2 separate regions of the Homo sapiens genome follow, and region 1 is linked to region 2. Evidence: read pairs that join two places in POLR2A ChIA-PET (ENCODE). Cell type or tissue: MCF 10A. All regions are shown on one strand. Each heading gives the region's core, and the rest is flanking DNA. Links, peaks and the distances in the headings are about the cores only.

Region 1 (15,783 bases), core at 1,267-6,266, 55 kb before region 2:
TCGGCTCACTGCAATCTCTACCTCCTGGGTTTAAGCAATTCTCCTGCCTCAGCCTCCCAAGTAGCTGGGACTACAGGCACGTGCCACCACGCCCAGCTAATTTTTGTATTTTTAGTAGAGATGGAGTTTCACCATGTTGGCCAGGCTGGTCTTGAACTCCTGACCTCAAGTGATCCCTCCACTTCGGCCTCCCAAAGTGCTGGGATTACAGGCGTGAGCTACCGTGCCTGGCCAAAACATAGTCTTTTTATGTTGCCCAGGCTGGTCTTGAGCTCCTGGTCTCAAATGATCCCCCTGCCTCCGCTTCCCAGAGCGCTGAGATGATGAGCATGAGCCACTGTGCCCACCTTCATAACTTCTTTGACATGTCAGCATATGGTACAGTTGACCACTTCCTCTTTGAAATGCTTCATTTGCATGTAGGAAAATAATGCCCTTCTCCCCTAACCCCCCCTCAAATGTCCAGGTTCTAAATCCCTGGAACCTGTGAATGTTATCCTACATGTCAAAGGGACTTTGTGGGTGTGATTAAGTTCGGAATTTTGAGATGGGAAGAATATCTTGGATTATCTTGGTAGGCCTGATCTAATAGCATGGATCCGAAAAGCAGAGAACCTTTCCTAGCTGAGGTCAGAGGGAGATGTGTCTAGGATAGAAGGATCAGAGATTTATTTGAAGGTGGAGGGAAGGGGCCAGGAGCCAAGGAGTGACGGCAGCCTCGAACCTGGAGAAGGCAAGGAAACAGATTCGCCCAACAGCCTCCAAGAAGGAACTTAGCCTGCTAACACCTTGATTTTGGTTGCATGTAGGATTTCTACAGAACTGTAGGGTAAATCTGTGTTGTTTTCAGCCACAATGTTTGAGATAATTTATTATAGCACCAATAGAAAACGAATACAGGTTTTTGCCTCTAGAACACTACACTCCTGAGTTTTCACCTAGTTTAGTTGCCACACCTCAGTTTCGGTTTCTGGTTCCTCATTAGCTTCTACACTTCTGTTCTATCTCCCTGGACTCTATTCTCTGGATTCTAGACCCATATCCAATACCTCCCTCTCATCTCTCACTGATGTGTCATAGTGGAAACTTAACTTTAATTCTTGCTCAAATGTTAGCTTGAGTGAAGCTTTCCATGGCCACCCTATTTGTCCCACTAAGCTTTAGTGTCCTCTGTAATACTTACCACCATCTCACAAGCTTCTTTTTTTTTTTTTTTTTTTTTTTTTTAAAGTTTCACTCTTGTTGCCCAGGCTGGAGTGTGATGGTGCCATCTTGGCTTACTGCAAACTCCGCCTCCTGGGTTCAAGCAATTCTCATGCCTCAGCCTCCCAAGTAGCTGGGATTACAGGCATGTGCCACCACGTCCAGCTAATTTTGTATTTTTAGTAGAGACAGGGTTTCTCCATGTTGATCAGGCCGGTCTCAAACTCCCAACCTCAGGTGATACGCCTGCCTCGGCCTCCCAAAGTGCTGGGATTGCAGACAGGTGTGAGCCACTGCACCCGGCCTCGACCTTTTAATTATTTGTTTCCCCCACCAAAATATAAGCTCAACAAAGGCATAGCTGTTTTTTGTTTTGTGTTTCGTTCACCGTATCTTCAGCACCTCAAATAGTGCTTGGCATGCAGCAGGTGCTCAGTGGATACTGAATGAATGGGTATGGATAGAGACATAGACGAATTATGGTACTGTGATACTAGGGGGTAACTAAAACTGCCCTGGAGCACATCAGGAGATGCTGCAGTGGGCATGTTTGAGCTGGATTTTGAAGGATGAGATAGAAAAGGTTGATACACAATGAGATAGCATGTTCCATCCATCAGAATGGCTATCATAAAAAAGATGGACCATAACAAGTCTTGGGAAGGGTATGAAGAAGTTGGAACCTTTATACATTGCTGGTAATAATATAAAGCGATGGTGCAGTCACTTTTGAAAAACAGTTTGGCAGTTTCTCAAAAAGTTAAACACTTGCCATATGACCCAGCAATTCCAATATGTACAATTTTCAATTCTACATATATACAAGGGAAATGAAGACATTACGGTTACATGGGCTAGGGCGGGGACAGGGTTTCTTTCTGTGGTGATAAAAGTGTTCTGGGATTAGACAGTGGTGATGGTTGCATAACAGTGTGACTGCATTAAATGCTGCTAAGTTGTACACTTACAAAAAAAGGTTGATGTGGGGACAGTACATTTCAGGTTGAGGAAATAATACAAGGCAGTGGAAGTATGAAAGAGCATGGTATTTTTGGGAGAAGGGGCAAGATTTGGTCTCTCTGGAGGGTTTGGATTTGTGCTAGGCAGGTTTGGTTGTCATCAGAGTAGAAGAGGTACTAGACACCCCTTCCTTGTACCTCCCCGTCTACCCCCGAGGCCATAGATGATTGGATCAGGGATAGACAGTTGACTCAACTGCTGACATTGGCCAGCAGATTCTCGTTTTTTTTTTTTTTTGAGATGTAGTGTTGCTCTGCTGCCCAGGTGGGAGTGCAGTGGTGTGATCTCTGCTCACTGCAACCTCTGCCTCCCGGGTTCAAGCGATTCTCCTGCCTCAGCCTCCCAAGTAGCTGGGACTACAGGTGTATGCCACGAGGCCTGGCTAATTTTTGTATTTTTAGTAGAGATGAAGTTTCACCATGTTAGCCAGGCTGGTCTCGAACTCCTGACCTCAAGTGATCCACCTGCCTCAGCCTCCTAGAGTACTGAGATTACAGGCGTGAGCCACCGTGCCCAGCCCAGATTCTCAATTTCAACTGAGGTAGACTCTTGGATGTGAGGGGCCAGTAGGGCCATGTGTATGTTGGGTCATATGTGAGACGAGTAGACATAGGACAGAGGAAGGAGGACGGAGAAGCAGCCCAGGGGAGCAGAGAGAAGAGACTGTGGCCTGGGATTAGGGGAGCAATGCCCCTGAATTCAGAGTTCTTTTTCATAAAGCCCAGCTGCACGTCGTCCCCTGAAGTCCTTTCGATGGTTTCTGTCCCTTCCCTCGCCCCTTGTTTAAAATAGCTTGAGTCAGTTTCTTAATAACCAAGAGAGCCTTGACTAGAAGGGATTATACAAATAGCATGTTAAATGCTGTGACTGAAGCTCCTATAGGTAGAGTGGTGATTTATGCTACATCCTATACACTATTCTAGGCACTGAGGATATAGTGGGAAACAAGAAACACGCTCTGCCCTGGTAGGGCTTACATTCTACTGGAGAAGACAGAGAATAAACAGGTACACAAATTAGTAATCTATTTTCAGATAGTGATTGCTTGAGCTCAGGAGTTTGAGACCAGCCTGGCTAACATGGTGAAACCCCATCTCTACAGAAAATACAAAAATTAGCCAGGCATGGTGGTGCATACCTGTAGTCCCAACTACTTGGGAGGCTGAGGTGGGAGGATTGCCTGAGCCCAGGAGGCAGAGGTGGCAGAAAGAAAGAAATTTGAAACTTTATTGATCATTTCTCAATCTGGAGAAGACATCAGATTCAACTATGTGGTTTATTAAAAATGTCCACGTCCAGGTACCACCCAGATCATTCTGAATCAGTCTCTAGTTGTGAATCCGCTTTGGGCGGTGGGGAGCCATGAAGGTTGGTAAGCACAGCAGCTACGTGGTCAGATCTATTCTCAGAAAGTTATTCAAGGAGCTCCTTAAATCAGAGACCGTACCTGTTATGTAAACCCAGTTCCTGATTTGTACTATGCATGCAACAAATATCAGCTGAAGGAATGAGAATGAATTGGAGAGACTAGAAGCTGAGAGACATTTATGGATGGTGGGTGGATGATAGTTGCAGCAGTTCAGGACAGAAGTGTTGGGGCCTTAACTAAGGGAGCAGCGGATGGATGGGGTAGAAGATTCTTTCCTTTTAGCCACCAGATCCCAGATCTACATGAAAAGGTATCCAGCATATCTACATGCTAATTTCTTTCTTTGTTTCTTTTTTCTTTTTTTGAGACGGAGTCTCGCTCTGTTGCTCAGGCTGGATGCAGTGGCACGATCTCAGCTCACTGCAAGCTCTGCCTCCCGGGTTCACGCCATTCTCCTGCCTCAGCCTCCCGAGTAGCTGAGACTACAGGCGCCCGCCACCACACCCGGCTAAGTTTTTGTATTTTCAGTAGAGACGGGGTTTCACCATGTTAGCCAGGGTGGTCTCGATCTCCTGACCTCGTGATCTGCCTGCCTCGGCCTCCCAAAGTGCTGAGATTACAGGAGTGAGCCATCGCACCTGGCCTACATGCTAATTTCAAAGGATTAATTTACAGGGATATCTGGCCATGGGAAAGATTTGTAAAACCGCCCCTACCTCTTATTTTCTCCACAGATCACACTTGCACATGAAAGTAAATAGAATCCTCTTCACTACTTGCAACCCTGCTAACCACCCCAAACAGGTTAACAGAAGTGTGATATTAGCCATGTTACTTCTGTTTCCTTTGCTGTTTTGGGGTCTGGCAGTCAGGAAGATAGAGAAATAAAATGATAATACTGGCCATCATCTGTTGAGTACTACTGTGCTCAGAATTTCATGTGCATGATCTAATTTAATCTTCATAGGCTACTACATAGGCTTCATCATTGCTAATCCCATTTTATAAATGAGAAAATCAGGAGGTGAAGTAATAGCAAGTTGGTGGCAGGGGCAGTATTAGAATCTGGGCCTGGGCCGGGCGTGGTGGCTCACGCCTATAATCTCAGCACTTTGGGAGGCCGAGGCAGGTGGATCACCTGAGGTCAGGAGTTCGAGACCAGCCTGGCCAAAATGATGAAACCCTGTCTGTACTAAAAATACAAAAAATTATCTGGGCATGGTGGCAGGCACCTGTAATCCCAGCTACTCTGGGGGCTGAGTCAGGAGAATCACTTGAACCTGGGAGCGGAGGTTGCAATGAGCTGAGACTACCACACTGCACTCCAGCCTGGACCACAGAGTGAAACTCCATCTCAAAAAAAAAGAAAAAGAAAAAAAAGAAAAAAGAATCTGGAGCTGATTTTAAAACCAGTGCTTCACTGCTCAGTTGCACTGCTGTGGAGGAATGAGAAGGTATTTCTTGGGGATCTCATGTTCAGGATGTTGCTGTGAGGTTTTGCACTCGATAAGCATTCCTGTTAATTGAGTTGCATCTTTATGTTAGGTGCAGCGGGGACACGCACCCATGCGTGTGTGTGTATAGCAGTTCTGTCTCATCAGTGGATTTAACTTACGCAAACTGTGTGTAATGGGGCCCTGTCAGTAACAAACCAGGATGTTTGAGCAGAGTGGTTTATAGTCTATAATTGGCTTCCTATTATTGTTGGCTGGTTCTCCTGCACATAGAGTATTATGCCAGGATTGGCATTTGATTTAATAAATTTTCAAATTGATTTTATCTTCAGTGCATTAATGTGTGGCCTAAATTCCTGCAGAGGCATTAGATAACCAGCCTGGACATGCTTTAGCAATCGCAACTGGATCTGAGCTGCCAGTGCTACAGCTTTTATTCAGCATAGATAAATCATTTCTCTGAAAACACTTTTCTACCTAAGCCTTGTGACTGAGTTTTAAGGGCACCTCAAGTTTAGGCCCCTTGAAACTGGAATATACATATTCTCCAAATCATGCAAAACACAAAAATGGGAATTTGTTAACACGAGTACATTTAATCACTATCATCCTTTTGGAACTGAACACATAAATATTCAAGGAATGGTGTGGAAATCAACCTAATTTTCAAGGGTGTAGAATTTTGATGCCTTTTAAAGTCAGAAAATATGAAATATGATCCCAGTTATGAAAATGCTATAAATGTGGCTGAGTACACAGAAAACTAGAGAATGTTCTGCAATTTCCTGTAGATTAGCATAGGTAAATGTTTTTGGTAAAAAATTTTCAGCTCTAAAAGCACAGAATAGATCACAGCTGCATGAAAATACTAATTAATCATCCTTAATACTTTTATGCAAATGATTATATTTGACTTTCATTTAGAATTGCCATTAATACCTGGAACCCTAAGATTGATAACAGGTAAAATTTTCATGAATACATAAAGATTTGAATCATGTTTAGATTAATTTTTAGCACCTATATTCATTACTACAAGTCCTCTTGAAATCTAAAAATCATGGGATGAGACAGAAAATAGAGAAGAGGAGATGGCCTTTGAACTTACCAATTTTTTTTATCGGTGATGAAGGATGAGCTAAACTTGTATTTTTTCTACCTTTTGCAATAATTTGCCCAGGTGTTATGTGTGTTTGTACTACAGGAGACTTTTTAATTATTTCATGTTTGGAGACAGCACTGTTTTGTTTTTTCTTTTTGAGATGGAGTCTCGCTCTGTCACCCAGGCTGGAGTGCAGTGGCAAGATATTGGCTCACTGCAACCTTCGCCTCCTGGGTTCAAGTGATTCTCATGCCTCAGCATCCCAAGTAGCTGGGACTACAGGTGCCCGCCACTACACCCAGCTAATTTTTGTATTTTTAGTAGAGACAGGGTTTCACCATGTTGGCCAGGCTGGTCTCAAAGTCCTGACCTTGTGATCTGCCCGCCTAGGCCTCCCAAAGTGCTGGGATTACAGGTGTCAGTCACTGCACCCACCCTATTGTTCTCGTCTTTGTTATTATTAAAAAAAATATTTTGTTGAGACAGAATCTCACTTTGTCATCCAGGCTGGAGTGTGATGGCACAATATCGGCTCACTGCAACCTCTGCCCTCCTGGTTCAAGTGATTCTTGTGTCTCAGCCTCCCAAGTAGTTGGGACTACAGGCGTGCACCACCATGCTCAGCTAATTTTTTGTATTTTTAGTAGACATGGATTTTCACCATGTTGGCCAGGCTGGTCTCGAACTCCTGACCTCAGGTGCTCCGCCTGCCTGGGTCTCCCAAAGTGCTGGGATTACAGGCGTGAACCACTGTGCCCAGCCTGTTCTCATCTTTATGTTCATGAGTACTCAGTATTTAGCTCCCACTTATAAGCGAGAACATGTGGTATTTGGTTTCCTTTTCCTGCATTCATTTGCTTAGGATATTGGCCTCCAGCTGTTTCTATGTTGCTGCAAAGGTCATGATTTTGTTCTTTTTTATGGCTGCATAGTATTCCATGGTTTCTATGTACTATCTTTCTTTATCCAATCCACTGTTGATGGGCACCTAGGTTGATTCCATGTCTTTGCTATTGTGAACAGTGCTGTGATGAACATGTGAGTGCATGTGTCTTTTTGGTAGAATAATTTATTTTCTTTTGGCTATATACCCAGAAATGGGATTGCTGGGTTGAATGACAGCTCTGTTTTAAGTTATTTGAGAAATCTCCAAACTGCTTTTCACAGTGACTGAACTAATTTAGATTCTCACCAATAGTGTATAAGCATTCCCTTTTCTCTGCAGCCTCACCAGCATCTGTTATTATTTGACTTTTTAATAATAGCCATTCTGACTGGTGTGAGATGGTATCTCATTGTGGTTTTGATTTGCATTTCTCTGATGATTAGTGGTGATGAGCAATTTTTCATGTTTGTTGGCCACTTGTATGTCTTCTTTTGAGAAGTACCTATTCATGTCCTTTGCCCCCCTCTTTATTTATTTTTTTTTTTTTTGAGACAGGGTCTCACTCTTTCACCCAGGCTTGAGTGCAGTAGCATGAACATGGCTCATTGCAGCCTTGACCTCCTGGGCTCAAGTGATCCTCCTGCCTCAGCCTCTCAAGTAGTTGGGACCACAGGTGCACACCACCATGCCCCGCTAATTTTTAAAAGTTTTGTAGAGACAGAGCCTTGCCCTGTTGCCCAGGCTAGTCTCGAACTCCTGGTCTCAAGCAATCCTCCCACTTTGGCCTCCCAAAGTAATGAAATTACAGGTGTGAGCCATTGTGCCTGGCCCCTTTGCCCATTTTTTTAGTGGGGTTATTTGTTTTTTGCTTGTTAAGTTCCTTACAGATTCTGGATATTTGTTGGATGCATAGTTTGCGAATATTTTCTCCCATTTTGTAAGTTGTCTGTTGTAAGTTTCTTTTGCTGGGCAGAACCTCCTTAGTTTAATTAGGTTCCACTTGCCAATTTTTGTTTTTGTTGCAATTGCTTGTGAGGACTTAGCCAAAAATTCTTTGCCAAGGCTGATGTTGAGAAGGATATTTCCTGGGTTTTCTTCTAGGATTTTATAGTTTGAGGTCTTACATTTAAATCTTTAATCTATCTTGAGTCGATTTTTGTATATGGTGAAAGATGGGGTTTCAGTTTCATTCTTCTGTATATGGCTAGCCAGTGATCCAAGCACCATTTATTGAATAGGGAGCCCATTCTCCATTGCTTGTTTTTGTCTACTCTGTCGAAGATCAGATGGTTGTAGGTGTATGGCTTTATTTCTGGGTTCTCTATTCTGTTCCACTGGTCTATGCATCTGTTTTTGTACCAGTACCATACTGTTTTATTTACTCTAGCCTTATAGTATAGTTTGAAGTCAGATAGTGTGATGTCTCTGGCTTTTTTTTTTTTTTTTGCTTGGGATTGTTTTGGCTATTTGGGCTCTTTTTTGGTTGTATGTGAATTTTAGAATAGTTTTTTCTGATTCTGTGAAAAATGACATTGGTAGTTTGATAGGAATAGTGTTAAATATGTAAATTGCTTTGGGCAGTATGGCCATTTTAAAGATACTGATTCTTCCAATCCATGAGCATGTAATATTTTTCCATTTATTTGTGTTGTCCCTGAGTTCTTTCAGTAATGTTTCGTAGTTCTCTTTCTAGAGATCTTTCACCTTTTTGGTTAGCTGTTTTCCTAGGCATTTCAATTTTTTCATGGCTATTGTAACTGGGATTGGGTTCCTGATTTGACTCTCAGCTTGAACATTGTTGGTATATAGAAATGCTACTGATTTTTGTACATTGATTTTGCATCCTGAAACTTTACTAAAGTTGTCAGTTCCAGGAGCCTTTTGGTGGAGTCTTTAGGGTTTTCTAGGTATAAAATCATATTGTCAGCAAAGAAAGGAAATTTCCTATTTGGAATTAGAAATTTTCCTATTTGGATGCCTTTTATTTTATCTTGTATGCTTACTTTTTTTTTTTTTTTTTTTGAGAGGGAGTCTCGCTCTGTCACCCAGGCTGGAGTGCAGTGGCGCAATCTCTGCTCACTGAAAGCTCTGCCTCCTGGGTTCACACCATTCTCCTGCCTCAGCCTCCCGAATAGCTGGGACTACAGGCGCCCACCACCACGCCTGGCTAATTTTTTTGTATTTTTAGTAGAGACGGGGTTTCACCGTGCCAGCCAGGGTGGTCTCGATCTCCTGACCTTGTGATCCGCCTGCCTTGGCCTCCCAAAGTGCTGGGATTACAGGCGTGAGCCACCGTGCCCGGCCCTTGTATGCTTACTTTTTAAGTGTACTATCTTTTGCATGGTAAATGACGTTTTCTCCATTTTACACACTAGGACATGAAAGCTCAGAGAAGGTAAGTAGCCTGCCCAGTCTCACATGTATAGTAAGTGGCTGAGCCTGAATTCTAACCTGAAATGTCTAACTCAGAAGCTCTGATCACACTGCTGTACCACAGTCCCCGTGCATTCAATAAATGGAAGCTATTATTATGAACTGAAACCAGGTTGTCTCCTGAGGACACTTATTTCTCTGTAACCTAATAAATGGGGACTACTCATTCTCCATATACCACAGGCCAGTGAGAACCAAGGAGTCAGCCCCCTGCAGCCACATCCAGACCATTGTTCTTGGGTAGTACCAGCTTGAGATAGTTATCGTCAGGCTGTTACAACTACTCATCCTCATTGCTACTGTTCTCTCAATGCATGGAGTTCTCTCATCACTCAATGCATGGAGTTTCTTGGGCCTAACAGACCCACATCCTTTAGTCATTCTTTTATCCTGCATGAATTCAGTGCCTCTTCCAGCCCTCTCAGTGCTGAAGGCCTTTACTACTTTAACTCCAATGACCTATTCCCATGGCAGTGGGACTGTTCTGCCTCTTACGTCATGAGGAGGTTGAATAATGTCTGGGGGGAAAAACATTTGTGTGTGTGTATATACATAGCTATATGTGTATATGTGTACATACATAGATATATGTGTATATGTGTTCATACATAGCTATATGTGTATATGTGTACATATATACATACATACACATTAGTTTACTACACATTTTAGTGACATAATGGATATGTAACACATAATTAAATTGTATTATAAATTCCATATAGACAATTGATTTTCACAGATTGCTTTTGTTGATTTTTGCCAAACTTTTATGTCCTGGGCAACCTGTGGTTACAATTGACAAACCCAACATAAATGTTGGTTGATATTTGCCTTTATGTAAAGGACTTGAAAGTTAAACAATGAAGACATATGTCAAAACTTCACTCATTCATTAGTGATATGAGTGACTTCTTTGAGGAATTGGATAATAGTTTTATTTTATTAATTCATTCATCTACAGACAGGGTCTTGCTCTGTTGCACAGGCTGGAGTACAGTGGCACCATTATAGCTCAATGTACCCTCGAACTCCTGAGCTTAAGGGATCCTCCCATCTCAGCCTTCTGAGTAGCTAGGACTACAGTCGTGTGTCAAATGCCTGGCCAATTTATTTGTAGAGACAGAGCATCTCTATGTTGCCTAAGCTGATCTTGAACTTCCAGTCTCAAATGACTCTTCAGCCTTGGTCTCCCAAAGTGCTGGGATTATAGGAATGAGCCACAGCGCCTGGCCAGATAATTGCTTTTGAATACTGGAAGACTATTTCTTCAGTTTTTAAAAATTCTGTTTACAATGTGATGGCTACAGACATGATACACTTTTAAGTAAAAGCCGCATTACTAACATTTTCTCCTTTACTTTCATAAGTCTAAACAATCAATAAAACAATAAATAAATCAAGTTCTGACTTATAGCATGTGGTAATTTCCATGGTTAGTTTCAAGCTACCAATTGACATCACTGAACACAGAGCTGGGAAACGAGGTGCAGTGGCACATCATTATGGCATTTCCACCATATAGATACAGTAAGTATAAGAGCATGGATAATAAAGCCTAGTAAAATAATTAGGAAGTGATGAGTTTTAAGAATTTATGACCTTTGTTATTAATTTAATTTATATTTGATTGTAAGTCTCTTCAACTAATTTTTTAATAATGACTGTATTGGCTGGGCACAGTGGCTCACGCCTATATTCTTAACACTTTGGGAGGCCAAGGCAGGCAGATCACCTGAGGTTGGGAGTTCGAGACCAGCCTGACCAACATGGAGAAACCCCATTTCTACTAAAAATACAAAATTAGCTGGGCATAGTGGCGCATGCCTATAATCCCAGCTACTCAGGAGGCTGAGGCAGGAGAATCGCTTGAACCTGGGAGACAGAGATTGCAGTGAGCCGAGATCGCGCCATTGCACTCCAGCCTGGGCAACAACAGTGAAACTCCATCTCAAAAAAAAAAAGCTGTATCTAACAACCAGCTTGCAACATTTCTGAAATTTAGTAATCAGCTCTCATTTGATGCAAGCTGGCTCCAACCAACAAACCACCGTGTCTAGTCAGTCATTTCCATACTGATTCTCTGCCACAGCCCATCAATCCATCTGTCACTTTCTCACCTGTAACACATACATTTACCCTGTGATTCATTTTCTATTCATTCCTCAAGCCACCACAACCTGACTTGTCGTTTCCACGACAGACCCTTTGCTAGGAAGTAAAGGATTCTTTTCTTTCCCTTGCCCTGTGAATTCCAGTGTCCTCAGGGCTCTGTCTTGGGTCATCTGCTTTCTCTTTCTATACACTGTGCTTTGGTGATCTCATTCAAACCCTGACATTAAGTATACTGATGGCTCCCAAGTCTATAATTCTAACCCATGCGCCTCTCTGGAGTTCCAGACCCATGTGTCCAGCAGTCTATTGGACATCACTTGTTTGTCTTCTTGGTAATTCAAACTCAGCATTTCAAGAACATATTTGTTGTTTCCCCAGACTCCAACCTCCACCTCACAAATCTGATGTCGCCTCTCTTTTTCCTGTCTCATTAAATGGAGATACCTTACCTACTAAGTCATCTGAGCCAGACACCTGGGAGTCATCCTCACTTATTTTTTTTTTTTTTTGAGGAGGGGTCTCACTCTGTTGCCTAGGCTGGAGTGCAGTGGCACAGGTCTCAGCTTACTGCAGCCTCTGCCTCTGGGCTCAAGTGATCCTCCCACCTCAGCCTCCCGAGTACCTGGGACTACAGGCACACACCACCAGCACCCGGCTAATTTTTGTATTTTTGTAGAGATCGGGTTTCTCCATGTTGCCCAGGCTGGTCTTGAACTCCTGGACTCAAGCAATCCACCCATCTCGGCCTCCCAAAGTGTTGGGATTACAGGCGTGAGCCATCGAACCCATGCAGTGTCCTGATCCTGGTTCAATGCAGCCTCGATCTCTCCAGACTCAAATGATCCGCCCACCTCAGCCTCCCGAGTAGCTGGGACTACAGATTCAGGGCATCACGCCCAGCTAATTGTTTTATTTTTTATAGAGATGGGGCCTTGCCATGTTGCCCAGGATGGTCTTGAACTCCTGGCCTCAAGTAATCCTCCCACCTTAGCCTCCCAAAGTGCTGGGATTGCAGGCATGAGCCACCACACCCCACCCATCTTCACTTTTTACTCTGGTACCAAATCCAGATTGATCCAGTCATTCATTTATCCATCTGTTGAACTTTCCGGCAAATATTTAATAGAACAGCTGCATAGTATATTGGGTAAGAGCACTGGAGCCTGAAGTCAGCCTGCCAGGCATCAGATCCTGGCTCTGCCATTTAACTAGCTTTGGAAACCTTGGGAAATTTGCTTGCCCACTCTGTGTTTCAAGGTTTTTTTTTTTTTTGACAGAGTCTCACTCTGTCATCCAGGCTGGAGTGCAGTGGTGCGATCTTGGCTCACTGCAACTTCTGTCTCCTGGGTTCAAGTGATTCTCTTGCCTCAGCCTCCCACATAGCTGGGATTACAGGTGTGTGCCACCACACCCATCTAATTTTTGTATTTTTAGTAGAGACGGGGTTTCACCATGTTGGCCAGGCTGATCTCAAACTCTTGATGACTGTCTTCTTATAAGGACAACAGTTATAGTGAATTAAGTGTCCACCCTACTCTAGTGTGATCTCTTCTTAACTAATTACATCTACAATGACTCTATTTCCAAATAAGGTCACATTCTGAGGTACTGGGGGTTAGGACTTCAACATAGCTCTTTTGGAGGGACATACTCTGCTATAGTCAGAATGTTTGTGTTCCCCTCAAATTCATATGTTGAAATCCTAACTCCTAAGGTGATGGTATTAGGAGGTGGGGTCTTTGGGAAGGCAGAACACTCATGATTGGGATTAGTGCCCTTATAAAGAGACCCCAGAGAGCTAGCCTGGCCCTTCTACTATGTGAGGACATAGTAAGAAGGCACTATCTGTGAACCAGGAAGTGGGCCCTCACCAGACACTGAGGCTGTCAGGGCCTTGATCTTAGACATCCAAGCCTCCAGAACTATGAGTAACAAATTCTGTTGTTTATAAGCCACCCTGTTATAGCAGCCCAAATGGACTAAGACAGCGTTCAATGCGTAACAGGCAGGAACTCTGATACAGGAATCATATCTGCTTTCTGACCTTGTGTGGCTCACAGTCTAATGTGCGGCAGTTGTTAATGTCTTACTTCCTGTCCCCGCCCACCGCGACTGTCTTAGTTCCTTTTGTCTCACAACAGCCTCCTGAGTAGACCCTAGTCTGGCCCCACCATAGTGCATCCTCCATGGGGTGTCAGAGTGATCTTTCCAACACATAGGTTGATCATGGCACCTCCTTCTGAAGCTCCCTGGGCCTTCAGGTAAAGGTTTAGCATGAAAAATCCTTCTAGTTCTAGCTCCTTCCTGCTTGTCTGCACTGAACCTTATACCACAGCCCAGAAAACTGTTTGTAGTTCCCTGATCATATTCTTCTTCTTCTTCTTTTTTTTTTTTTTTTGAGATGGAGTTTTGCTTTGTTGCCCAGGCTGGAGTGTAATGGCGCAATCTCAGCTCACTGCGACCTCTGCCTCCCAGGTTCAAGCGATTCTCCTGCCTCAGCCTCCTGTGTAGTAGCTGGGATTACAGGCGCCTGCCACCACACCTGGCAAATTTTTGTATTTTTAGTAGAGACGGGATTTCACCATGTTGGCCAGGCTGGTCTTGAACTCCTGACCTCAGGTAATCCACCCATCTCGGCCTCTCAAAGTGCTAGGAATACAGGCGTGAGCCACCACGCCGGCTATATTTTTTAAAATTTAAAATTACTTCCTTAGGCACAACTCAACAACAAAAAGACAAACAACCCAATTTAAAAATGGGCAAAGACTTGAGTAGACATTTCTCCAAATAATATATATAAATGGCCAAAAGCACATGAAAAGATGCTCAATGTCATTAATCACTAGATTAATGCGAATAAAACTACAATGAGATACCACTTCATACCCACTAGGATGGTTATAATAAGAAAAGTAACAAGTGTTGGCGAGGATGTGGAGAAGGAGAAATTGGAACATTGCTGGTGGGAATGTAAAATGGTGCAGCTGCCGTGAAAACAATTTGGCAGGACCTCAATAAGCTAAACATAGAATTCATAGAATACTGTCTGACCCAGCAGTTCCACTTCTAGGTATGTACTCAGAAGAATTGAAAACAAGTGTTCAATTGATGGCTCACGCCTGTAATCCCAGCATTTTGGGAGGCTGATGCGGGAGGATCACCGAGGTCAGGAGTTCGAGACCAGCCTGACCAACATGGAGAAACTCCATCTCTACTAACAATACAAAATTAGCTGGGTGTGGTGGCACATGCCTATAATCCCAGCTACTCAGGAGGCTGAGGCAAGAGAATCGCTTGAACCCGGGAGGCGGAGGTTGCGGTGAACCGAGATCACACCATTGCACTCCAGCCTGGCCAACAAGAGCAAAACTCCGTCTCAAAAAAAAAAAAAAAAAAAAGAAAAACAAAAAGAAAACAAGTGTTCAAATAAAAACTGTACACAAATGTTCATAGCAACATTATTCACAATAATCCAAAAGTGGAAATGACCACCCATGGATGGACAAAGAAAATGTGGTATCTCTATACAATGAAATATTACTCAGCCAGACTGGGCGCGGTGGCTCACGCCTATAATCCCAACACTTTGGGAGGCCGAGGTGGGTGGATCACTTGAGGTCAGGAGTTTGAGACCAGTCTGGCTAACATGGTGAAACCCCGTCTCTACTAAAAATACAAAAATTGGCCAGGCACGGTGGCGGGTGCCTGTAATCCCAGCTACTCGGGAGGCTGAGGCAGGAGAATGAATCACTTGAACCTGGGAGACAGAGGTTGCAGTGAGCCAAGATTGTGCCACCGCCCTCCAACCTGGGTGACAGAGCAAGGCTCCATCTAAAAAAAAAAAAAAAAAAGAAATATTACTCAGCCATAAAAAGATGTGCAGTCCTGAAGTCCTGATATATGTCAGAACGTGGATGAGCCTCAAAACCCTAATGTTAAATGAAAGAAGCCGGACAGAGTCACATAACGTGTGATTCTGTTTATATGAGTAATATCCAGAAGAGTTAACTTTATAGGGGAACAAAAGTAGATTGGTGGTTGCTAGGGGATGAGGGGAGGGGAAAATGGGGATTAATTGCTTAATGTATATGGGGTTTTATTTTGGGCTTATGAAAATGTTTTGGAAATAGGGTGGTAGTTGCAGGGCACTGTGAAGGTACTAAACGTCATGGATTTGTACACTTTAAAATATTTAATTTTA
Region 2 (15,783 bases), core at 2,689-7,688:
ATGGGACATGGTGGGACACCAACAGTGCCTGCTCTGGTGCCTTGCCAGAAGAGTTGAACCTGAGGCCGGACTTCTATCTACAGGAAATATAGGGGATGGAGAAGCAAGTAAATGATACCGCAAAGAGGCAAGTAGACACACCCAGGCCGTGGGGCTCCACAGGACCAATGATTCCTTCAACGAGGGTGTTCTCTGAGCTGGTTCCCACTGTAGGCAACTGGGCATATCCTGCTGGGGCCCCTCAGAGAAACCATGAGGAATACCCTCAGAATTGTTCCACAGAAGGTAGGAAAGCTGACGCATTTATCCATGATTCCAGTCCCTCATTGCTGAGGGCTGCCGCAGGGACATCAGCTTCCTGGACTTCCAAGCTGTGTCTGCTGGAGGGTTGAGTGGCCTTCTGCAGCTAAGGAGAAAGCCCGGAGGCAGAAAAGCTGAGGGAAGCTGCAGGGCGCATTTGAAATGGGGTTCAAGCAGGGTGCATGCAACTGTCCCCCCTGGATGCCCTGAGTCAACTGGGCCAAGCAGGTGTGAGGAGCGCCCCACCAGGGTCTGTACAGTGTCTCAGCAGATGAGTTCCTGCTGCAGGTGCACTTCTGGCCTTGCTGGCTGCCTCCAGCAGATGTAAGAGCTCTGGCCCTTACCACATACTGGAATTTCTCTGTGTGGGCTGTAACGAATGTGTGCCCCCCCCCCCAAGACGTGTGGGTGTGCGTGTGTGCACACATGTGTGTGCGCGCAGGTGATATGAAAGCGCTTTGTAGCCCTGCCTTGCTCTTAGAAGTACCCGATATTTCTCAGAGTGGTTTTCCTGGACCCAACCCATTTCCTCCTCGCAGACAGGGGCTCTGTGACACTTGAGCTTGGTCATGCCACTTCCCTGCTTAAGGTCATCCAAGCAGCACCGATGGCTCCTGAGTTCCCAGACCCTGAGATGCTGGAGTGGGGCTGGAGGATGGGCCATTGCTGGGCTGCCTAGATCAGGCACCTGGGCCCGTGGATCTTACAGGGGTCTCGAGAGGTTGATGGGGTGTTGAGGTCCTGAAGGGAGTACCATGGAGGTGGCCTCCTCCACGGGCCCCTGCCCTTGTCCTGGTCTCTGTCTCTCCCTATTTCTCACCTCTGCTTCTCTTGGTCTCACTTTTCCCATCTCTCTGTCTGCCTCAGTGTCCCCCTCTCTCCCTCCCCCCGACCTCTGTACCAGTTTCCCTACCCCTGGCCCCACTTCTGTCTCGGTCCTGGCCCCACCCTCCACCTGCCTCTAACTCCATTGCTTTTTGCACACCTCCTCCTCCTTCACAATAGTTTTCTTTTTCTTTTCTTTTTTGATGGAGTCTCGCTCTGTCACCCAGGCCGGAGTGCAGTGGTGGAATCTTGGCTCACTGCAACCTCCGCCTCCCAGGTTTAAGCAATTCTCCTGTCTCAGCCTCCCAAGTAGCTGGGATTACAGGCGCACACCACCATGCCCGGCTAAGTTTTGTATTTTTGGTAGAGACGGGGTTTTGCCAGGTTGGCCAGGCTGGTCTTGAACTCGTGACCTCAAGTGATCTGCCTGCCTCGGCCTCCCAAAGTGCTGGGATTACAGGCGTGAGCCACTGTGCCCGGCCCCTCATAATAGTTTTCTGCCTTCCTATCGAGAGTCAGTTTTTCAAGACAAAACAAAACAAAACAAAACCCACCACAACTTTAAAAACTCTTAGAAACATATTTTAATCACAAACGTGCAACACAGAAACATTAAGTTGGATAGAGGAAAAAATTCATAATCCCTTCACCCTAACTCGGCAGCTGTGGTCAATTTTGATGATTCCCTTTCAACCTTTTAAAATGACTTTTTCAATATAGCATCCTATACTTTGATTTTACATTCTGCTTTTTTAATCTAAATAATAAATCCCTTCAGTGGCTTCCAGTTTCTAAGCAAAACCAAAGCGCCTTTATGATGGCCTGAAAGGCCCTGAGTGATGTGCCTACTGGTTCCACCTCCCCTCTGGGGATCTCCCTGGCGTGCCCTCCTCCCAGTCCCCCTCCCTCCTCCCTGCCACTCTGCTCCAGCTACAGTGGCGTCACTTTCCCAAACATGCTAGGCATGGGCTTCCACCTCCCCCAAGGGCCTTACACTGGCTATTCCCTTTTCCTGGAATGTCTTCTCCCAAAAGTATGCATGGGTCACTTCTCACCTCTTTTATGGGTCACTCAAGGATCGTGTTCTCAGTCCAGCCTATCATGATCACCACCTAAATGGCAACATCCCCAACTTTACTCCCAATCCAGTTTTTCATAACAATGATGTTGCAAAACCATTCTACACACACATGTCAGACAGGCCCCTTTGCTCATGACTTTCTCAGCCATCCCCTGGTTGGACATTTTGGTTGAAGTGGAATTGTTGGGTTTAAAACTGTACACATTTAAAATTTCAATAGAATTACAAAATTGCCCTTTACTAAGCCTTCACCCATGGATAATTCCACCAATGGCAAAGGAAGGTGCTTTTTTCCCTTATCTGCCTTTTAAATTTTTGCCAGTTTGCTAAGCAAAATATATCTTATTGTTGTTTTAACTTGCATTTTTCTAATTAGAACAGTCACTGAACATCTTTTCATATACTTATTAGACATCTGTATTTCTTCTGTGAATTCTCTTTTCCATATCTTTTGCCAATTTAATTATTAGGTTGTTGGCCTCCTTTTTGTTGATTTATAGGAGCTCTTTATATATTGTGGATCACTTTAACCAGGGTAGATTATACCATTATCTAGTTCTACCCAAGGACAGCTTGCAGGCAGTCTTCACTCCATATTACTGCCTCCTCTGTGGGTATCAAAGATCCCACCCTTGGTTTGGGAGGCTGGTGAATGTCCTGAGCCATGTGAAAAGGGAAGGCATTACTAGGGATAAGTGTGGATGGGGGTCCTCAGCAAAGTATCAGGACATGAGTAGGTATCACGCCTGCTGAGCACTCCAGACAGCTGTCAATGAAGGCCCTCGTCAGACAGTGCAGAGCTGAATGGCTGATATGGTTTGGATTTGTGTCCCCCCTAAATCTCATGTTGAATTGTAACCCCCAATATTGGAGGAGGGGTCTGGTGGAAGGTGATTGGATCATGGGGTGGACATCCCCCTTGCTGTTCTCGTGATAGTGAGTTCTCATGAGATCTGGTTGTTTAAAAGTGTGTAGCACCTCCCCTTCACTCTCTTCCTCCTTTTCTGACCATGTAAGATGTGCTTGCTTTCCCTTCACCTTCTGCCATGATTTTAAGTTTCCTGAGGCCTCCCCAGCCATGCTTCCTGTACAGCCTTCAGAGCCATGAGTCTATTAAGCCTCTTTTCTTTATAAATTACCCAGTCTCGGGTAGTTCTTTATAGCAATGAAAGAATGGATTAATACAATGACTAATGTGGCTCTTCAGCCAAGGTGGCCTGTGGTATCCAGCTGAATGCTCACAGAAGGTCTGCTGGTGATGGCCCAGTCCCCAGGAAGCTCCCCAGTAGTGGTGACGGAGTGGACTTAGCTGTCTCTGGGCACTGACTCCACTCCTCTCCTTGGGTCCCACAGGTCCAGTTCCCCATCCCGGATCCCCCTGACCTCTTCGAAGGTCACTCTCACTCCTACTGCCTTTCTCTTTCCCAGCTCAGTGACCCCATTTACTTCCCTAGGGGAGACACGACCTGGGTCTTCTCATTCCCTCTCAATCCATCGTTAAGGCATAAATTTTACCTTCAGCTTCCTCCAAGGCCTTCCCTTTTGATTTTCAAGAGCATTTTCTTCTCTCAGCAAAAGCAGCCTCTTGCAAATCAAAAGACTTTGCCTTTCAAAAGTGTGATTTCTGATGTGGGCTTCAGTAGACTATCCAGAAAGTTAAAAAAACAATGACATCCAAACACTGACTGTTTCTCTCTCTTTATATTCCTGCTATAAAAGCACAAATTCTCCTAGGTAATTTTAAATCTCTGATTGATGTGAGGAAGTGGGAAAAATAAAAGCAAAATTGTTATTATTTCAAGATATGTTTTTGTTCCATTTCTGCATGTCTATGGTGGGTTTGTTTTCCCCGCCTGTTATTCATCTTATAACTTTGCTCATCGAGTCTTCTGTCATTCAGAAGTTAAATGTTTTTATGTAGTCAAATCTGTCCACCTTTCTTACTTTTCTTCTAATGATTTTATGGGTTTTTTTTTTTTTACATTGAGTTCTTTAAATTCAAGGGACTTTGTGTGTCTGGTGTGAGGTAGAGTTCAAATTTTCTATTTTTAAAATTGGAGAGCCATTTGTCTTAATGCCATTTATTAAATAGTCTATCTTTTCCTCATGGATTTGAAATGCTACATTTATGATTGATAGATATAATTTATCTTGTTTTATAAGGTATCTTTATTTCTGGCTTGACAGTTTTCTTGTTTTTATTCATTAAAATTTTTTTCTTGTGGGGAAGGGAGAATGGGGAGTTGGTGTTTATGGGTACACAGTTTCAGTTGGGAAGATGAGATGGAAAGTTCTGGAGATGGATGGTGGTGATGTGGTTATACATCAGTGTGAAGGTACTGAATGCCATTGAACTGTACACTTAAAAATGGTTTAAATGATAAATATTATGTTACATATATTTTACCACAATAAAAACTACTGAAAATTTTTTCTTGGATATTCTGTTGTTGTGTATTCTCTTTGTATTTTTTTCTTTCCGGATTAACCTGAGAATCAGCTTGTCAAATTCCATTTAAAATGTCTTTATTTTTAATTTTTTTAGAGACAGGATATTGCTCTGTCTCTCCCAGGCTGGAATACGTGGCGTGATCAGGGCTCACAGCAGCCTTGAACTCCTGGGCTCAAGGGAGCCTCTTGCCTCAGCATCCTGAGAAGCTGAGACTACAGGCTCCTGCCACCATGCCCAGCGTTTTTTTTTTTTTTTTTTTTTTTTGAGACGGAGTTTCGCTTCACTCTTGTTGCCCAAGCTGGAGTGCAATGGTGCAATCTCGGCTCACTGCAACCTCTGTCTCCCGGGTTCAGGCGATTCTGCCTCAGCCTCCCGAGTAGCTGGGATTACAGGCACGCGCCACCACACCCAGCTAATTTTTTGTATTTTTAGTAGAAATGGGGTTTCACCACGTTATCCAGGCTGGTCTTGAACTTCTGACCTCAGGTGATCCGCCTGCCTCAGCCTCCCAAAGTGCTGGGATTACAGGCGTGAGCCACCATGCCTGGCCTATGCCCAGCTAATTACATTTTTGTTTTTTTTTTTTTTTAGAGACAAGGTCTTGCTATGCTGCCCAAGCTGGTCTCAAATTCCTGGCCTCAAGCGGTCCTCCCATCTTGGCCTCCAGAAGCATTGGGATTACAGGTGTGAGCCACCATGCCTGGCCAAAAAATGTCTTTGCTATTTTGATTGGAATCACATTAAATTTGTAGATGACTCCGAAGAGAAATGACATCTTTATAGTACTGAATTTTTCCACCCAGGAGCATGGCAAGTCTCTCCGTTGATTCAGATCGCCTTTTATGACCTTCAGTAAAGTTTCATAATTTTATTCATTTCAGCTTATTCCTAGATTTGTGATGGCTTGTGTTGCCACTGGGAATGGAATTCTGAGTATGGCCCAGGGACTGTTGCTCAGTTCTATCCCCAGCCCAGCCTCTGGGATGCATGACTGGCTCCAAAAGACGCCTGGGACAGGAAGTACCAGCTGCAAGAGTCATTCACTGTTGCAAGCTTTGGCAATAGGAAGCAGGTGGATCCAAGTTAGAGGTTTGGCAGCCAGAGGGAGGAGAGAGGCTGGGATGAGCTGAAGGAGCTGGCAAGGTCAAGAGGAGGGACCTTCAGGATGAGGGGAACCAGAGCTTGTAATCAAATGGGTCAGAAAGAGGGAGAATCTGAAATGCTGGAGATCAGGGCTGATGCTCAGAATGAATACTGATGTAGCTCAAATGCCTCTATCACGCTGTAGAACAGATTGTGGCTTTGGAGCTAGGAGATGAGAGTTTGAACCCTGACCCTGTCACTAACTGTTTAAGTCACTTAGTTTCTAGGAAACCCAGTCTCCTCACCAGCAAAATAAGGGTGAATTCTAATTATATGTTTAATTGTTTAATTATGTGTCTGTCTTGCACTGGACTGGAGCTCCACAAGGGCAGGGACCATGTGGGTTTAATTCATTAATGTGCAGGGCTGCAGCCAGCGCATGCAGTGCTTTTGAGGGAATTAGAAAAAGGAATCCTTTGGGGCAGATGCTGCTCTCTGGGCCCACAGCTTGGCAAACGGTCCCCGGGCTGGATCTCAGCCCTACTTGCCCCTGGGCTGTGTGCCCTTGTGCCAGGAACAGCCTGCCCTGGTGTTCAGTGCTTAGCACAGGCTGGCACCGGGGAAGTGCTCACACAATGTATTGAGTAAATAGATGATTAGATGTGGTGGTTGAGAGAGAGAGAGAGAGAGAGAGAGAGAGAGAGAGAGAGGAGCCAGGTATTTCTGGGAGCCCTTGAGGGCTTCTCACTTATGCTCAGAAAGAAGTCCTCTGCTTCCAGGTGCTGATTAACATGGAATTTTCCAAGTGCTTCATTTCATGTATTTCTGCAAGGGCCAGAGATGGTGTCCACTAGTCCCAAGGCTGCGACAGGAATGGACTAGTCTGATGACCTGATACGATAGACCCCCATTTGCACAAGGCCTGGGGAGCCTCCATGAAGCATTCTGCCTAGGGAAGGTGGGACCCTGACTTGGTAACAAAGCCTTGAGCAACCCAAGGAAATGCTACCCAAGTGCCAACCCAAGGAAGAGCAGAGAAGAACATTCTAGGCAGGGGGATAAAGATCCAAAAGCCCTGCTGCTGCACAGAGGTGGCTCGGCCCTTTGGAGAGCTGAGCGTTGGCCAGTGTGGCTGGGCCTCCAGGCATCGCTTCATAGGACCTTCTTTCATTTGGTGGCCTTTGGGATTTCCTGCAACTGTCCTCTTCTTTGTGAACTTTATGAAGTTCGCATAACTGAGACATACCTACCGCACCTCTGTATCTGCCAACGCATACTCCAGCTCTTTGCACGGGGCCAGCCCAGAGGTTGATAGAGTCATCCCACGAAACAGATTAAGAATCCCAGCTCCGGCCGGGCGCGGTGGCTCACGCCTGTAATCCCAGCACTTTGGGAGGCCGAGGCGGGCGGATCACGAGGTCAGGAGATCGAGACCACGGTGAAACCCCGTCTCTACTAAAAATACAAAAAATTAGCCGGGCGCAGTGGCGGGCGCCTGTAGTCCCAGCTACTCGGGAGGCTGAGGCAGGAGAATGGCGTGAACCCGGAAGGCGGAGCTTGCAGCGAGCGGAGATCGCGCCACAGCACTCCCGCCTGGGCGACAGAACGAGACTCCGTCTCAAAAAAAAAAAAAAAAAAAAAAAAAGAATCCCAGCTCCACTGTGTATTTCCTGTGGACTTTGCCAATTCCTCTGAGCCTCCTCTATCTGTAGAAAGGAAATAGGAATATCCACCTTTCCAATTTGTTGGGAAGTTTCTGCCCTCAGTAATAAAGGCAGATAGTGTAAGAACAAAAGAAAGACAATTTAAAACTCCAGGAAAAACATAAAGATGAAGAAAGAGGGAAATATACAAGCACCTTCTTTGACTCAGCAATGAAAAATACGTAGATGGTCACAGTAATCCTTAAGGTCTTTCTTTTTCTGTGCTGGTGGGAGGCTTCAATACAACGCTGAACAAAAAGTAGCAATAGTAGGCAAGTTTGCCTTGTTCCTGACTTTGCAGGAAATGATTCTAGTGTGCACCGTTAGGTATGACTGTTATAAGCAATTGTGGGAATGGCTGAATTCTCACAAAATCTCCGAACCTTTTCTCATTGCGAAGGTTTCAAGATATCTCCTTGTCTCCTTGAGTTTTCCTGCTTCACTCATTCTATGGCTCCACATTGCCTGTGGGATAAAGTTTGAGCCTTTTTTAAATTTTATTTTATTTTATTATTATTATACTTTAAGTTTTAGGGTACATGTGCACAATGTGCAGGTTAGTTGCATATGTATACATGTGCGGTGCTGGTGCTTTTTTTTTTTTTTAGATTGAGTCTCACTCTGTCGCCCAGGCAGGAGTGAGTTCAGTGGCGAAATCTCAGCTCACTACAACCTCCACCTCCCAGGTTCAAGCAATTTTTCTGACTCAGCCTCCCGAGTAGCTGGATTACAGGCGTGCGCCATTAAGCCCAGCTAATTTTTGTACTTTTGGTAGAGACAGGATTTCACCATGTTGGCCAGACTGGTCTCAAACTCCTGGTCTCAAGTGATCTGTCTGCCTCGGCCTTCCAAATTGCTGGGGTTACAGGCGTGAGCTACTGCGTCCAGCCAAGTTTGAGCCTCTTGAAAGACCAGTGTCCAGGCTCTCTCCCTCTTTCCCAACCCTGAGCCTTCCGGGTTTACCCATTTCTCCCATTCCAAACACCTGGACATTTCAGGTCCTATCCATGATGACAGCTTGGCCTCTGCCTTAGAATATCTGCTCCGTGCCTCCATGCCCACTGCCTTTGCTCACGCCCTTTCCTTTTTCTTTCTTTTTTATTTTGCTTTTTTTTTTTGAGACGGAGGCTGCTCTGTTGCCCAGGCTGGAGTGCAGTGGTGCGATCTCGGTTCACCGCAACCTCCGCCTCTCCGGTTCAAGCAATTCCCTTGCCTCAGCCTCCTGAGTAGCTGGAATTACAGGCGCGTGCCACCACCCCCAGCTATTTTTTTGTATTTTAGTAGAGACAGGGTTTCATCATGTTGGCCAGGATGGTCTCGATCTCCTGACCTCGTGAACCACCCGCCTTGGCCTCCCAAAGTGCTAGGATTACAGGCGTGAGCCACCGCGCCCGACTGCTCATGCCCTTTTCTTTGCCTGGGATCCCCTTCCTCTCAGTTACTCTGACTCACCTTCAAAGGCCAACTCATCTCTGCAAAGACACTTTCCCCTCACCCTTCTTAGCATTTGGTATAAGACAGTTCCGGACACAGGGCCCAACACCTTCTCTAGTCTTTAAGAATCTGTTTAAGCCAGGCATGGTGGCTCATGCCTGTAATCCCAACACTTTGGGAGGCTGAGGCAGGAAGATCACTTGAGCGGGGAGTTGAAGACCAGCATGGGCAAACTAGGGAGACCCCATCTCTACAAAAAATTAAAAAAAAAAAAATTAGCCCGGCATGGTGGCACACACCTGTGGTCCCAGCTACTCGGGTTGGGGGAATGTGGTGGGAGGATCGCTTGAGCCCAGAAGGTCCAGGCTGCTGTGAGCCGTGATCACGTCATTGCATTCCAGCCTGGGCAACAGAACAAGACCCTGTTTCAAAAGAGAGAGAGAGAGAAAAAAAAAAATCTGTTGGATAAATGTGTGAATGAACCCCTAAGTAAAACTCTGGGTCACCATAAGGAAAAAAATCCTATTCTTCCAACAAATCCAGACTGTGCAGCTGCCTCAGCCTCCAAACTTCCCACACATGTTCAAAAATTTTGTCTTTTGCCTTTCTCCTTCAACAACAGTTTGGCTGAAAATAAAATTCTTGAGTCACACTTTCTCTCCTTGATGACTTTGTAGGTATCTGTCTATTGTATGCTAATGCTGGATGTTGCTGTAAAGAAGCCAGAGGCCAGCCTGGGATTTTTAAGTAACTTGTTCCTTTATGTTTAGATTCTCAAAGGAATCTTTCTTAACTTTAAAATCTAATACTTTTTAAATAGCATATATATGTGTGTGTGTGTGTGTGCATGTGTGTGTGACAGAGTCTTGCTCTGTTGCCCAGGCTAGAGTGCAGTGGTGCAATCTCAGCTCACTGCAACCTTTGCTTCCTGGATTCAAGCAATTCTCGTGCCTCAGCCTCCGGAGGAGCTGGGATTACAGGCATGTGCCACCACGCCCAGCTAATTTTTTGTATTTTTAGTGGAGATGGGGTTCCTCCATGTTGGCCAGGATGGTCTTGAACTTCTGACCTCAGGTGATCCACCCACTTCGGCCTCCCAAAGTGCTGGGATTATAGGAATGAGCCACTGTGCCTGGCCAATAGAATATATTTTGATGTGGATCATTATATTATAGAATATTGTTTTGATACCATTATTTGAGTTTCCTTCTTCAGTGACTTTGACATGTGTATATGGTTTTTTGGGGTCATTGTATTTTTAGTAGAAATGGGGTTTCACCATGTTGGCCAGGCTGGTCTTGAACTCCTGACCTCAAGCGGTCTGCCCGCCTCAGCCTCCCAAAGTGCTGGGAGTGAGCCAGCACAGGCGTGAGCCTCCACACATGGTCCACAGTGCGTCTTTCATTTCATTTTCTTGAAAGCTCCCCATCTTTCCTGCCTCAGGGCTTTTTTTTTTTTTTTGAGACGGAGTTTCGCTCTTGTTGCCCAAGCTGGAGTGCAATGGCGCAATCTCCGCCTCCCGGGTTCAAGCGATTCTCCTGCCTCAGCCTCCCGAGTAGCTGGGATTACAGGCATGTGCCACCACTCCTGGCTAATTTTGTATTTTTAGTAGAGACGAGGTTTCTCCATGTTGGTCAGGCTGGTCTTAAACTCCCGACCTCAGGTGATCCGCCCGCCTCTGCCTCCCAAAGTACTGGGATTACAAGTGTGAGCCACTGTGCTCGGCCTATTTTATTGTTTTTAGAGACAGGGTCTCACATTTTCTCTCTTATCATTTAAACTTTAAAATTTTTTTCTCATTTAATTTTTCTTTCTTCATTTCTATCTTACGTGTTGCATCAGTGCGTTCTCTTTTATGTTACTTTTGGTTTGACTTCAAGGTTATGATGAGCTATGATTGTGCCACTGAACTTCAGCCTGGACAACAGAGTGAGCCTCTTTCTTCTGTTCTTCGCCTGGCTGACTCCTACTCACCCTCCAGATCTCAGCTGGAAAAGTCCACTCCCCAGGGAGACCTCCCTGACTCCCCTAAACTCAGCAACCTGGGATTCTGTACGTTTTTTCCTGGCGCACAGGGTCAGCACACATTTTCATCCAAGGATGGACAGTAGGGGCACTCTGTCAGCCCACAAGGCCTTGTTAGGATGATAGCACAATTTCTATTTGGCTTTCTGAAATACTGACAATAGTACTGGGGTCCCCATGACACGGGTAACTAGAGTTCCTGGGCACCTTCAAATGAAAGGAGAGTCTTGGTGAGAGGGGTGGAGGAAATGCCAGATGCCTCCTGTGGGCTTTAAATCCAATGAAGAGGGACAGAAAATTCAGCAGGGCTGTGTCCTGGGATTGTTTGGGCAAAACCATGAGTGTCGACCAGGAGCAGGGTGGGGTTCTGGTCCATGGAGCTCTCTGGAGGAACAGAGACTAAGCTGCCTTCCTGAGACAGCTTTGGTTTTTCTTTTAATTGTGTTTTAATTGCGCAAGTGACATTTAAACAGCACTAAAGGCAATGTTTAAAGAGAAATAAAACTATTGGATCACATCCATCTTACACATCTGATGAGTTGGAAAGAGCACCGAACATGGAGTCCAACACACCAGGGTTGGCACGCCTCTCTGCTAATTACTGCCTGCACCACCTCAGGCAGGTTTTCTTGCCCTTCTCTTTGCCTTAGCTGCCTTACCTGTAAAGGGGAATGACTCTTAGCTCACAGGGAGCTGGGGAGAACTGGAGGATTCAGTGAGATCGTATGTGTATAAGCCCTGGGCATGGAGTCAGGGCTATGGGGGCACTCAGTAAGGTTTCTCTCTTTTATCAAGGCAACTGTGTTCATTTTCTTATATTCTCTGCCAAGCTTCGATCAAGTCCAGATGAACATTTCGCACACGGTGATGATGCTTTAAGTTTAGTTCTGCAATCTGCTTGCAAACTTTCTATGTCATAAACACTCGTTTCAACATTTTCATAATTATTTTATGGTGGAACACCATGCCATTGAGCCAATATATCATTATTTATGTAACCATTCTTCTGCCATTGGACATTTCTCAGTTATGGATGGTTCTATATTTAATTCTGCATTCTATGATACTGTTGCTATCATTTGTAGCTCATTTGTGGAAGACTGAGTATTCTTCCATATTTTACTTACTATTTCTATTTAGTTACTTAAATTGCCTGCTCATGACCTTTGTACCCATCTGTCTTAGCAACTCAGATATTTTTTATTGATGTGTATAAAATCTTTACACCACGTAGCTATTAGCCATTTTCCATTTTCCCCACTCCCAGGTGACATTTTAGTTTTAGTTATTTTTCTATTATACACACCCTAAACGTTTTATCTTTCCATCTTTGCATTTGTGATTTCTTTGAGTTTATACAACAAATATTATGTGAACATCTGATCTGGATGGCAGGTGCATGAAGAGGTATGGGAGTAAAGGACACTCCAGTTCCTGACTCCAGAAGGCCTCAGTTAAGTTGGGAATACAAACTGGAAAACAATTACAATATTGCCCTGCTAAGTTCTAGAAGAGTAAAGAATTGCAACAGCAGCAGAGGTTGTTTGCACGCTCCCTCTCTCTCTGTACCGGGCCCCATTCTAAGAACTTGCATATACTATCTCATTTAAAACCACAACAATCCTGTGATTTAGCTACTATTTTTAGCCCCATTTTACAGACGAGGAGAATGATCCTCAGAATGGCCACACGACTTACCTAAGCACCAACAGCCAATAAGAGCTGAAGCCAGTATTCGAAATCAGGCAGTTGGACTTCAGAGCTTGCCTTCTTAACTACCATACAAAACTAGCTGTTAGGGCAAGGATGTGGTGGTGATGCCAACAGAGGTGATAGGCATGGAGGTGTACATCAAGGAAACCCTCCAGGAGGAGGTGAGTCAAAGCTGAGAATAGAAAGACAGAGACAACTTCACCATCAGGCAAGGGGGTGTGGAGGAACGGACATTCCATGAATAAGGAAGAGCTCTTCCAAAGGTTTGGAGACGTAGCCCCTTGAGAGATGGTAAGCTGGCCAGAAGCCTCAAAGTTGAGGTGGTTCTATTATTGTTTACGTTTCCTTTATCTGTTTCTTCATCACAGGCTCCATGTTAGGTGCTGGAGATACAGTGATGAACAAGATATTCAAGGTACCTGCCTACCTGGAGTTTACAGTCTAATTGAGGGACACAGGAAGGAAGCTGTACTGACCATTTATCTTTCACTGCTGCTCAACAATTTAAAAAATTCCTGTCTGTGAGACTCTGTCTCAAAAAATGAATAAATAAAATTAAAAGAAAGAATACATGTAAAATGCTTAGCACACAATAAACACACAAGTATTGGTTCCCTTTCCTTTCCTCTTGTTTTCTGGAGGATTTTTACTTATTGTGGAAAAGAAAGCAATCCTTTCAGCATTTCCTTTTGTGTGTGTGTGTGTGTGTGTGTGTGTGTGTGTGTGTGTGTGTGTGTTTTCTTTTCGTTTTTAGAGAGGTCTTGCTCTGTTGCCCAGACTGGAGTGCAGTGGCGTGATCATAGCTCACTGCAGCCTTGAATTCCTGGGTTCAAACGATCCTCCCCAGTAGCTGGGAATACAGGTTTTTAAACGTTTCTGATGCAGCAGGACAGCTTGCCTGAACTTACAGTTGATTGGCTGTCTATTGGTGAAGAACTACTTCTAATTAAATTCTCCAGATTTTTTCTTCTTTAACATAACTTGTTTTTAGCTTAAAATTTCCAACTTCTTTTGCATTCGAACTACTTACTAGGGACCCAAGAAAGCAATCAAGTGGAAGACGTTGGAGTGGGATTCCTGATATCTTGAGTTCCTCCTCAGAGCCAAGTGAGCCTCCCTTGCAGCTAGGGTGCAGGCATGTGACCTTGGTTCCTCCAATCATCCTTGCCCACCTGAGACGCCAACTGAGTGATGAGCTATGCATGGGAATAGCTGTGTGCAGGGCATCCTTTTTCTGCCAGCCTGGTGGCAGTTAAAGCAGTGTGGCCTGGAGTCAGTGACAGTGGTGGCAGGTCCTCCATGAGTCTGATTCTGCAATATGCTTCTTGGAGAGGCTCTTGAAAGCTGCATCCAGATCCTGTTTCTCTAACATCCCTAAATAAATTTTCCTTCTACGGAAACTAGCCAGAGTGGACTCTGTTGTCTACATGCAAGAATACTAATAAACACGCAAATAAACAAATACATATGGAGCTGAACCTTGAACAACACACGTTTGAATGGTGTGGTCCACTCTCATGCAGATTTTCTTCTGCCTCTGCCACCCCTGAGACAGCAGGACCAAGCCCTCCTCTTCCTCCTCTTCAGCCTACTCAGCATGAAGACGACAAGGTTGTGAAGACCTTTATGATGATCCATGATCTGTTTCCACGTAAGGAGTAGTAAATGTATTTTCTTGTCCTTATGATTTTCTTAATAACATTTTCTTTTCTCTAGCTTACTTTGTGGTATGAATACAGTATATAATATATATAAAACATACAAGATATGTGTTAATCAACTGTTCATGTTATTGGTAAGACTTCCAGTCCATAGTAGGCTGTTAGTAGTTAAGTTTTGGGGGAGTCAAAAGTTATTCACATACGTGGATTTTTGACTATGCAGGGGTCAGTGCCCCCATGTTATTCAAGGGGCACACACTGAGGAACTAACAGTTTGAGAGGTTAAGAGTGTGGCCTAGAGTCACCCAAAGCTATAGCCGGGACTGAAACCCAAGAGAATGAGAATCGAGAGCCTGGACTCTTATAGGATGCTGTCAGATCAACGCCCCCACCTGGTGACAGCAGTCCTATATGGGTTACTCGTATCCTCAGGTGATCATCCTGCTCAGCGTGGGCAAAACATGAATTTCTTCTCGCTTGTTAGGTGCAGAGGTTGCAGGTGGCAGGGAAGAGAGCCTTTGCATGTAGTGCCTTGGCCCAGGGCTCTTGAGCTCTTGCAGAAATCTCCCTTGAGGACTGCAATGTGATGGAATTGTGTATGTATTTATTTAATTCATTTAGGGAGAGTTTTGCTCTGTTGCCCAGGCTGGAGTGCAGTGGCATGATCTTGGCTCACTGCAACCTCTGCCTCCTGGATTCAAGCAATTCTCATGCCTCAGCCACCAAGCATCTGGAATTACAAGTGTGCACCACCATGCCCGGCTAAGTTTGTATTTTTATTTTTATTTATTTATTTATTGAGACGGAGTTTTGCTCTTGTTGCCCAGGCTGGAGTGCAGTGGCACCATCTCGGCTCACTGCAACCTCCGCCTCCTGGGTTCAAGCTATTCTCCTGCCTCAGCCTCCCAAGTAGCTGGGATTACAGGCATGTGCCACCACACCAAGCTAATTTTGTATTTTTTAGTGGAGATGGGGTTTCTCCGTGTTGGCCAGGCTAGTCTTGAACTCCCGACCTCGCCTCAGCCTCCCAAAGTGCTGGGATTACAGGCGTGAGCCACCGCACCTGGCCAATTTTTGTATTTTTAGTAGAGACAGGGTTTCTATGTTGGCCAGACTGGTCTCGAACTCCTAACCTCAAGTGATCTGCCCACCTCGGCCTCCCAAAACGCTGGGATTACAGGCATGAGCCACCATGTTCCTTTGTCCTGCCAAAGGAAGAGTTTTAAAAATGAACTGAGGGTTCAGGTCAAGAAAGATTTAAAATAACAATGGTAGGCCAGATGCAGTGGCTCACAGCTATAATCCCAGAGCTGGGACTGTGTAAACCGGTGCCTGGCCAGGATTGTGTATTTTTATTAATGTTATTGTCATGAAGTTCTGTATCCATCTCAGGGTCAGAAATGAGGGAGGGACAGGGGTTTGGAGCCTGATAGACCAGTCCCAGGAAGGGAAGGAAGAAACAACCCATGAGTGTGGCCCTGAGGTCATGGACCATCCAGCCCCTGC

The links. ChIA-PET counts read pairs that join two places held together with the same protein. Peaks named below come from ENCODE experiments on the same cell type or tissue, not always from the same donor. Only the 100,000 strongest peaks of a DNase experiment are listed, where the experiment ranks them.
Region 1: POLR2A ChIA-PET joins it to region 2 with 6 read pairs; 11 of 35 experiments call an interaction of 5 or more read pairs at or near these places.

What each region holds. Positions count from the first base shown.
Region 1 is chr1:31,887,281-31,903,063 of GRCh38, reverse strand. No RefSeq gene overlaps it. Among named protein-coding and RNA genes, the nearest start is that of PTP4A2, 43 kb to the left of the region's middle. RefSeq lists enhancers at 13,380-13,529, 13,820-13,869. In MCF 10A, for the core only: no CTCF peak of the experiment used is centred there; no DNase peak of the experiment used is centred there.
Region 2 is chr1:31,833,614-31,849,396 of GRCh38, reverse strand. No RefSeq gene overlaps it. Among named protein-coding and RNA genes, the nearest start is that of SPOCD1, 25 kb to the right of the region's middle. RefSeq lists an enhancer at 562-611 and silencers at 10,882-11,065, 14,595-14,664. In MCF 10A, for the core only: no CTCF peak of the experiment used is centred there; a DNase peak (open chromatin) is centred at 5,696.